2 separate regions of the Homo sapiens genome follow, and region 1 is linked to region 2. A link is an interaction called in ENCODE POLR2A ChIA-PET data of the cell type or tissue named here. Cell type or tissue: MCF 10A. All regions are shown on one strand. Each heading gives the region's core, and the rest is flanking DNA. Links, peaks and the distances in the headings are about the cores only.

What was found. Peaks named below come from ENCODE experiments on the same cell type or tissue, not always from the same donor. Only the 100,000 strongest peaks of a DNase experiment are listed, where the experiment ranks them.
Region 1: POLR2A ChIA-PET joins it to region 2 with 5 read pairs; 2 of 35 experiments call an interaction of 5 or more read pairs at or near these places.

Annotation. Positions count from the first base shown.
Region 1 is chr6:169,084,671-169,090,055 of GRCh38, forward strand. The region is part of intron 1 of LOC124901469 (a long non-coding RNA gene); the gene reads left to right. Among named protein-coding and RNA genes, the nearest start is that of LINC01615, 76 kb to the right of the region's middle. In MCF 10A, for the core only: no CTCF peak of the experiment used is centred there; no DNase peak of the experiment used is centred there.
Region 2 is chr6:169,033,061-169,038,445 of GRCh38, forward strand. LOC101929460 (a long non-coding RNA gene) reads right to left here and starts at 2,583. Exons shown (of 2, transcript NR_134622.1): 1 at 2,513-2,583; 2 at 1,111-2,000. In MCF 10A, for the core only: no CTCF peak of the experiment used is centred there; a DNase peak (open chromatin) is centred at 2,601.

The DNA of each region.
Region 1 (5,385 bases), core at 153-5,152, 51 kb after region 2:
GCTCGGGGCCGTCAGCAAGCCTCCAGCTCCGGTCCCCTGGACCCGCCTTTTAGACTCTTATTCTGTCTCTTTCTAACTCCTTTGTCTCCGCTGGACTCGGGGTACCCGCCGGGTGATGTGGGGCTGGTTTCCCCAACAGCTTTCTCACTGCTCACTGCCTGTATCCTAATCTAGTGCCTGATACTTTCAGGCAGCAGCCCACATCTAGGAACCGATTTTTGTATTGGCAGCATGGACTAAGGTTACTATGTGTTAAGTAACAATTCCCACAAAACATACTACGTTCAAACTATGAAAGGTTATTTTTCACTCAGTCTACACAGTGTATTTCAGGTCAGCAGGGGGCTGTGCTCATCAGGGAAGCAAAAATACCTGGTCAACAGGGAAGCCATCGTTTTGAATTTTGCTACCCACCATGTTGGCAGAAAGAGAGTTCTTGACAATTTCACTCCTGCGATTAAATGCTCCGACTAGAAATGATACACATCGCTGGCCAGACCTAGGCACATGGCTCCACCCAACCACAGGTGGTCAGCTGATGCAATGTTCCTGGGAGACAGACATTTAAAGATATTTAGAGAAGAGCCTTGATATATACTCTCCTTCCCAAACACCAACACCCCTGACTCCAAAATGACAGCACTGTTAGCTTTTTCACTGAATTCATACCCTGAACTGGGTTTCACAAATGATGACTTTTATAACCAGTAGAAATAGTTAAATAAAAAATTCACTTAAGCTCCCAGCAAACAAAACGTGCAAATGTATTTTACACTCAGCAATATACTAATGAATCTCCCTGTCTGCACTTGACTTAGGATAGCACAGGGCACACGATTCAGGAAACGTTTTTCAGCTAACAATCAATATTGGAATCCAGCACCATTTCATACGCACAGGAAGACATTACTCTACAAACAGGAAATGAACACAAAGACTTGAGCTCCGGAGTGCCAGACTCCATCTTGCCAATTATGTATTTCCCCAAATTCTCAAGTCCTTTAGTACAAGAAGTCCACTTAATTTCTTTCTCTAAATATGCTTTACAGTGGCCTGCAGTAATGTGTGAGCCATATGCCTCTCCTAAGCACCTTCTCTTGTGAGACTGCCTCTCCTCAAAGCTGTGCCGGGAGCCAGGGACCGTAGTGAGAGCCACACAACATTTGCTCATGAGCAGGTTTTTTGACCATTTTCATAGATATCTCTGAATGTTTCAATTTGAATGATGTCCCTAATCATTTTTAAACGTTGTTAACATTTGCAAATCTACAGCTATAGCTACGGAATGACTATGTTCTAGTATTTGTCAGTTCTATAAGAAAGGCTGAAAATTATGAGCTCTATAACGATAACTACATCAGACAATTTACAAATGTGTTTAAATACACACTTCGTACTGAAATCATGGTGTGTATGAAAACGACTACTTTATTAGAAGGTACTATCAACATAATTTCGGAGTTTTCCAGATAGCTCAGGGTACACTAGTGTCAGAGCTGTTTGAACCAGAGCAACTCCATCTTGAATACGCCTGAGTGAAACAAGGCTGAGACCTGCTGGGCTGCATTCCCAGACGGTTAAGGCGTTCTGAGTCACAGGATAAGATACGAAGTTGGTACAAGACACAGGTCATAAAGACCTTGCTGGTAAAACAGGTTGCAGTAAAGAAGCTGGCTAAAACCCACCAAAACCAAGATGGTGACGTGAGTGACTCTGGTCGTCCTCACGGCTACACTCCCACCAGCACCATGACAGTTTACAAGTACCATGGCAACACCAGGAAGTTACCCTATATGTCTGAAAAGAGGAGGCATGAATAATTCACCCCTTGTTTAGCATATAATCAAGAAATAACCATAAAAATGGGTAACCAGCCGCCCTCAGGGCTGCTCTGTGTATGGAGTAGCTACTCTTTTATTCCTTTCCTTTCCTCATAAACTTGCTTTCACTTTGCTGTATGGACTCACCTCAAATTCTTTCTTGCACGAGATCCAAGAACCCTCTCTTGGAGTATGGATTGGGACCCCTTTCCAGTAACACTAGTACCTGCTTACCATAATGAAACACTACCAGTTGAGATGAGAAATGCATTTTTTTTTTTCGAGACAAAGTCTTACTCTGTCACCTGGGCCAGAGTGCAGTGGTGCCATCTCAGGTCACTGCAACGTCCGCCTCCTGGATTCAAGCAATTCTCCTGACTCAGCCTCCGAGTAGCTGGGACTATAGGTGCATGCTGCCATGCCTGGCTAATTTTTTTTTTTTTTTTTTTTTTGTATTTTAGTAGATACAGGGTTTCACTGTGTTGCCCAGGCTGGTCTCGAACTCCTGAACTCAGGCAATCCTCCTGCCTCGGCCTCCCAAAGTGCTAGGATTATAGGTGTGAGCCACCGTGCCCGGCCGCATATCTTAAAACCTAAAGAATTAGAAACAGAGAACCCATTTTAAAATGAGTCACTAAAGTCTGCTTATGTGTCAACAATATGTAAGTTACTTTTTTTTTTTTTTGAGACAGAGTCTTGCTCTGTCACTCAGGCTGGAGTGCAGTGGCGCGATCTCGGCTCACTGCAACCTCCGCCTCCCAGGTTCAAGCAATGCTCCTGCCCCAGCCTCCCAAGTAGCTGGAATTATAGGTGCCTGCCATCATGCCCGGCTAGCTTTTTGTATTTTTAGTAGAGGTGGGGTTTCACTGTGTCGGCCAGGCTGGTCTCGAACTCCTGACCTCAAGTGATCCATCTGCCTCGGCCTCCCAAAGTGCTGAGATTACAGGCGTGAGCCACCACACCTGGCCTGTAAGTTACTTTTAAACACACTGAAACAAAGTGTGTAGCTCCAAGAAACTACAAAGAGGGAAAACAGTTTCCATTCAGTGCCTTGCAGGATTTGTAAGAGGCTTTCCATGTTGGCTTGTGAGCAGCAGGAGTGAAAGAAGCTGGGATGGAGGAATGCACACTGGGCAGGGAGAGATGGAAAGGAAAAATACCAGCTGTCTCTGATTGCTGACAGCAAAGAAAAGACAGGGAACAACTGCAAAACCAATGCTTGTTGGTAGGTTTTCAAATCACTCCCAAACTCCCCTCTTTCACTCCTCTACCCGCTCCCACCCCCCGCAATACCTCAGAAAAAGTAACCTTTCCTTAAGTACAAAAACAAACAAAGGAAAGAAAGCTTATGGGAGTTGGGAAAACATAAAGAATGTAAATGAGCCTCCACATCTTTCCCAATGAATGTGGAGCAGGAATTCCCACTGGAATGTTGGCATTCCATATTTTTCCAACCCAGTATTTTTGGTGGAATTGCTGTTCAGACATAAACATTTACTCTCCTTCTCCGATTCCACAAGTCAGGGGCTCATTTCTATATAAAAGAGTGACAACAGAGAGGACATTCATTTAAATCTACTGTAAATTCCAGGCCCTCAAATAATTTGTTAAAAATCCGTTTAAAAAGATAAATAGTAATTTTGCTCCTGAAAGTGTTATGGGAAATTTTTATATTTTGTCTTTAATGAATCAACAGAAAGAAATGAGTTTTTTTTTTTTCAAGAATAGCTGTTCTTTGACATTTAATTTTCTCAGCATTGCAGCCTTCTGAAAATTGTGTATAGCAAATAAGATACGAAATGTGCATACCCTCAGCATTAAAATTATTTCCTAGAGTAATTTTAAGTCTTGCAACAAAAATAAATTCTTGACATTGCTCATTTAAGGAGTGGAACTGTTAGGAGTTATAACACTATACACAAATCTAATCTGCCTATCATAAAACTAATTATCATTTAAATAAAACAATAAATTTGAAGATGAGTCAATGGCAGGAGACCAGGCATGTCCTCAGACTTAGCCTTGACCAAGGTAAAACAAATCTCTTTTGCCCTGAATCCAAGTGATGAGATGTAGGCTGTGCAGTGTCAAGACACAAACATGCAAAACGGGTCTAGAATAGGATAACCCTTAGAATTAGGTTATGTCAGATAATGAGCAAATGATGATAATTTGGCAGAGTATCAGGCAAAGATACATACACAGGAATAATTTATAACAGTTTTAAGAATGTTTATACCACTACACTTTTTTCCAAATAATCCACTATCAATTGCAAAGATATTTAAGATAAGCAAGAATCAGGTCCCTGAATAATTCTTAAAAAATAATCTAGTCCAGTTGACCAAGCACACACTTCATCCTTTTGGTCAGTTGCTGTTGAGATTTTGCGGTATCCATGGTGGGGTAGGAGCTCCTGGCCTCCTCCCCTGTGACCTGTGACCTGTGAGGGTGATAGGCCAGCAGTCAACCTCACTGAGCTGAACGTTGCTTTTCTTAAGCTTCCAAATGCCAGGACAGGCCAGCCCCTCTGAAACAACCCAGAATGAAACACCCTCTCTCCCATGTTCCATGCTTTTCATATCTGGGTGTCCATCACACTGACCCCTTCAATCCTTCCTCTTGGAAGCTTCACATCCCTATTTCCACCAAATCTGCTTAGAGGACTAATTCAAGAGTCTTCATCATATATGGATGAGCTTTCTTAAAACGTGCTTCAGTTTGTCAATACATTTTATAAGTCATCGATTACTTAATACAATAATGAAGACATGAAAAATAGTGGAGCACAGCAACTTACCTTTAGGTCTCTAGTGTCTAACTCAGTGCTCAGCTCACAGAATGTGGTCAGATAAGGCACAGAATGAAGCCAGTTTGTCTCCTCAGAGTAGCATTTAATTTAGGGGTGGCCACAGAACTCCTTTGAATTACACTGAGCTGGCAAACAACTCAAGGCCTTATTCTTTTCCCATTTTGCCTATTATATGGGAAAGCTCTCCTTGACCCCGTGTGTATATTTGCTTTTACAGGGTAGAAGTGCAGTTATTTGTAGTTTATTTTCCGTATATTTCCACATTTTTCATTTTCAACAAGAAGCATTTAAGATATGTATAATGAAATATTAAACACTATATTTTCATTATCATTAATTGATATGGTTTGGTTCTGTGTCCCTACCCAACTCCCACCTTGAATTGTAATAATCCTAACTTGTCAAGGGCAGGACCAGGTGGAGATAACTGAAGCATGGGGGCAGTTTCCCCCATGCTGGTCTCTTGATAATGAGTGAGTCTCATGAGATCTGATGGTTTTATAAGCATCTGGCATTTCTCCTGCTTATGCTCATTCTCTCTCCTGCTGCCCTGTGGAGAGGTGACTTCTGCCATGATTGTAAGTTTCCTGAGGCCTCCTCAGCCATGCAGAACTATGAGTCAATTAAACCTCTTTTCTTCATAAATTACCCAGTATAGGGTATTTCTTCATAGCAGGGTGAGAATGGACTAATGCAGTAAATTGGTAGTGCAGAGAGTGGGGTGCTGCTATAAAGATATCCAAAAATGTGGAA
Region 2 (5,385 bases), core at 331-5,330:
TTGTAGGGACATGGATGAAATTGGAAATCATCATTCTCAGTAAACTATCACAAGAACAAAAAACCAAACACCGCATATTCTCACTCATAGGTGGGAATTGAACAATGAGATCACATGGACACAGGAAGGGGAATATCACACTCTGGGGACTGTTGTGGGGTGGGGGGAGGGGGGAGGGATAGCATTGGGAGATATACCTAATGCTAGATGACGAGTTAGTGGGTGCAGCACACCAGCATGGCACATGTATACATATGTAACTAACCTGCACAATGTGCACATGTACCCTAAAACTTAAAGTATAATAATAAATTAATTAATTTAAAAAAAGAAGTTACTGAAAAATAAAATAAAATAAAATAAAATACTCTAAAAAAAAAAAAAAGAATTGTCATCTTCCAAACCTTAGACATGGCCAGACATCCCCAGTGGGCTGCCAAATCCTGTCACCGTGTGCCTTCCTTAATCCAACCAGGAACTGTGTTTTACCTTTCTACCCCACACTCCTCCCAAGATGCTCAACCTTGGTTTCATCATTGTACAGATGGCTGCAGACTCAGTTGTCCAACATTCCCCTGGGGTGAGCTGATGACCTGAACCCTAAGAACGCTCGATTTGAGAACAATGTGATTTAGTGTTGTTTTTAAAGACACTAAGTTTTGCGGTGCTTTATGAAAAGCAATGGCCAGCTTGGAGAGTGAAGTGGCAATGGGGGTCATTGAAGCTCAACTGCTGTGGTCTTCCCATCCTTCAAGGTCAAGGGCACTCATCTGATGTGTAGCCTGGGGGCAGCAACAGAGACTAAAAATCCAGGGAATCAAATGAGGCAGTTCACAGCCAGGGAAGAGACTTCCATAGGGATGAGGACTAAGGCAGATAACTCCAGGATAAAATAAAAGTGACTGCACTTTCTTGCACTGCTTGGAGTCGGCTACCAAGTATGCTCAAGCATTGCTAAGAGTATCCTGATGGACGGATGCAAAAAAACAGATGTCTGCTTAGTATGCTGTGGTCAATAAATAATTAACTTGCTTTGTAAGAAGCTGTCTCAGATTGCAAATAGACCGTACCCTAGTAGGAAAGGATCAATAAAGCACAATCACTCTATTGGCCAATTAGCTGCATATTATTTAATCAAATGTGGAAATCCATCTTCTTGATGATCCATGCATTAGCCTGTTATTGCAATGCTGTAAAGAAATACCTGAGGCTGCATAATTTATAAGGAAAAGAGGTTAAATTGGCTCACAGTTCTGCAGGCTGTACAGGAAGTATGGTGCTGGCGTCTGCTTCTGGTGAGGCCTCAGGAAGCTTCCAATTGTGGTGGTGGGTGAAGGGGGCCAAAGCATCACATGGCAAGAGTGGGAGCAGGAGAGGAGGGGGTTCCCAGACGTTTAAACACCCAGAGCTCAGGTGAACTGACTGAGTGAGAACTAACTCATATCAAGGGGTTGGTGCTGAACTGTTCATGACATGACTGATTCACTTCTGTGATCTAGTACCTCCCACCAGGCCTCCCCTCTAACACTGGGGATCACATTTCACATACGTTTTGGAGGGACACACATCCAAACCACATCAGCACACATGGTCTCCAAATGTCATTTAGCCCCTCCTCATGCGATGTCAGAAGGCTGACGCCTGGGGGTGTGCAGCTTTCCAGGACATCCTTCCTGAAGGGTTGCAGCAATACTTTAAGTGTTACATACCCATGTGCTATGCCAGTGTCAGCTTTAAGGATGTGTAATAGCCAAGGGTTGAGCCATCTGGGACCAAATATCCGCTTTGCATAGACAGTGTCCATGGTGTGGATTAACCTGCTCCTGTCTGCTGCTGGGACTGGGTGCCGGCTGCTGCCGTTTTCATTTCCCGGGAGCCCTTGCTGGCCTCATAGGGTAGCATCACATGAAGGCTGCCTCCCGATGCCCAGCGCTGAGGTGTGAAGACTGCACTGTGTTCGAGACACGAGTTCCACGTGGTTGCTGCCTCCTTCACACGTCCTGTGATGGATTTCTTTTTATCAGGTGGTCTCTTGTCTGTGGTTAGCATATACACATAGGACATGAAAGACACAGGGCATGACTACAAGCCATGCATTTTCCCAGGGATCAGGACACACAGAGAGAGTTCTCCCTGCTGCCCTCCGCCCACATCATAACGAACACTCAGCTGGAGAGCTAAGAGAGGGGTCAGGGTTGAGAGGTCAAGAGTTCTGGGGTCCCTGATTATCTTCCGTCGTCGGGAGAAAGAGGAATCTGTAAGGCCTAAGCGGATGGCATGGATGCATGTAATGAAGACCGGGAAGCAGATCCTGGGTGGGAGAGCTGCTCTAAGCAGAAAAACAGCCAACTCAAATCTACCTCTGGCTGAGCCTGAGCGTCAGAGCAAGGCAGGGAAGAGTGCCCGGAATGCTGAGCCAGCCCAGGCTGCTGCAGGCTGCACTGCATGGACCTTAGCACCAGCAATGTGTGCACAGAAAAGCCGGTCCTTTCCGTTGTCACCGATTGCTTACCAAAGTGAATCTGGGTAGCGTCGACTCTGCTGTTGAAAGTATCTGATTTTCTGCTGCATGGATTCCTTCCCTAGGGCCAACTGTGATTGCAGACTTAATCACCGAGAAAACTTGTACCCTATAGGATAATTTTCTTGGTTTCATGCCCATACCAACTGAAACACCAGACAGACTTTTGTAAGTACCACAGGCATGTCTGGTTTTTAAGCTTCAGCAGAGATTTTTTTTTCCATTAACAATATGAAACAGACTTAAAAGAAATACAACAAAGTAATGTTCTCCTGATTTTTTTTGTGCTGATTTTGCATTTCCCTAAACTGACATTAATTTTTAAGCATACTTAATTTTAAGCTTTTTAATAAATAATATATTCAGTAGAAATCCACTCACATGCTATTCATAATTTGGAGAATTTTTGCTTATGTTGCTTTTGTTGCAATGGGGAGTCACAGTACTTTGACTATAGAAACACACACCAAAATTATGATTAGAATGTAAGTAAAAAAACAATGTGGTATGTAGCTGTCTAACAGCACTGGATGTAAAAGAATTAAACAGCACAATACATAACAATACAAAAGACAACTCCCAAGTATGTGCCAGGTTTCTTCTGATGAATTGCAAAGAAGGGATAACAATATATATTATTATTATTTGCTACTATCCCATTAAAGAAGTCTGGTTCTGGCCTCCAGTGGACAGAGGCACAGACAGGTGGAGCTGTACCTGTGGATGTACACGTATGCACACATACAAGTCCGTATGTCTAGACCGGCAGCCTTGAGCACTCAGGCCAGTTAATATCATCCCATTTTTTATGTTTCAGCTGATACTATTTTTGAACTATAAAATAAAATGTCTAAACATCAGAAAACAAGCATTCTATGTCTCTCTTGGAGGCAGGAATATCTTTTCATTGGTTGACAAAGTGCACTTCATATCTGAAGTTAGATTTTTATTCTTCCATGATGAGGATTGTGACTCAATACGTCAGTTGGTCCTGGCTCTCTTGATCTAAGGACACACAATATTTCAAGAGTATTTGGAATGCTTAGCTTAACTAAGATGGTTTCAGTATGAATGGGAAATCGGGACATACATATTCAAAATGCATGTTGTTTTATGAATAAATTAATCCATTAAGAATAACTAAAATGATATGACAAAATGCAAAGACATACTTGTCTCTAAGTTTTAAATAATGCAGTGAATAAATCTATCTTTCTTGATATAAACACACAGAGAGATAAAATTATCTGGAAAGATATATACCAAGGTGTTGTTGGTTTTATTGTGGGTAATTTTTTAAATATTTATTTTCCTAAAATTTTGAATTTTCTAAGTGTCCTGTAAGAGATATCTATTTCTTTATTCTTTAAGATCACATTTTTTTAGTACACAGAATTATAGGTGTAGAAAAACATTGATGCAAACATCCCCATTGAAAAATAACATTTATATAGTTTAGTTTAGAACTTTTGAATGCAAAAGAAATAAACGTAGGCTGGGCACAGTGGCTCACACCTATAATCCCAGCACTTTGGGAGGCTGAGGCGGGTGGATCACGAGGTCAGGAGATTGAGACCATACTGGCTAACATGGTGAAACCCCGTCTCTACTAAAAAATACAAAAAATTAGCCGGGCGTGGTGGCAGGCACCTGTAGTCCCAGCTGCTCAGGAGGTTGAGGCAGGAGAATGGCATGAACCCGGGAGGCGGAGCTTGCAGTGAGCCGAGATAGCGCCACAGCACTCCAGCCTGGGCGACAGAGCAAGACTCCGTCTCAAAAAAAAAAAAAAAGAAAGAAATGTAACACATCCATGAACAGAATTAACAACAAAAACCATCTCAATAGATACAGAAAATGCATTTGATAAAATCCAGCATTGCTCCATGATGAAAACCCTCAACAAACTAGTCAAAGAAGGAACATACCTCAAAATAATAAAGCCCATATACAACAAACCCACAGCCAACATCATACTGAACAGGGAAAAGTTGAAAGCAATCCCTCTAACAACTGGAACAAGACAAGTGTGGCCGCTTTTACCACCTCTATTCAACATAGTACTAGAAATCCTAGCCAGTGCAATCAGGCATGAGAAAGAAATAAAAGGCATTCAAATTGGAAAGGAGGAAGTCAAATTATCACTGTTTGCTGATGATATGATCTCATACCTAGAAAACCCTAAAGACTCCTCCAAAAAGCTCTTAGATTTGATAAATGAATTCAGTAAAGTTTCAGGATACAAAATCAATGTACAAAAATCGGTAGCATTTCCATACACCAATAATAATCAAACTGAGAACTGAATCAAGAAGGCAATTCCATTTACAATAGCTACACAAAATAAAATACCTAGAAATATATTTATCCAGGGAGGTGAAAGATTTCTACAAGGAAAACTACAAAACAGTGATGAAAGAAATTGTAGTTAACACAAATAAATGGAAACACATCTCATGCTCATGAATTAGAAGAATTAATATTGTTAAAATGGCCATACTACAAAAAGCAATCTGTAGATTTAATGTAATTCCTATGAAAATATCAATGCCACTTTTACAGAATTAGAAAAAAAACAATTCTAAAATTTATATGGAAACAAAAAAGATCCCAAATAGCCAAAGCAATCCTAAGTAAAAAGAACGATGCTGGGGGCATCACATTACCTGACCTCAAATTATACTGCAAGACTATAGTGACCAAAACAGCATGGCACCATAGTATGAAACAGCAGTATGAAAATAGAGACATATATCAATAAGCAGAATAGAAAAACCAGAAATAAAGCCACATACTTATAGCCAACTTGTGACAATGTCAACAAAAGCATACACTGGTGAAAGAACACTCTTTTCAATAAATGGTGC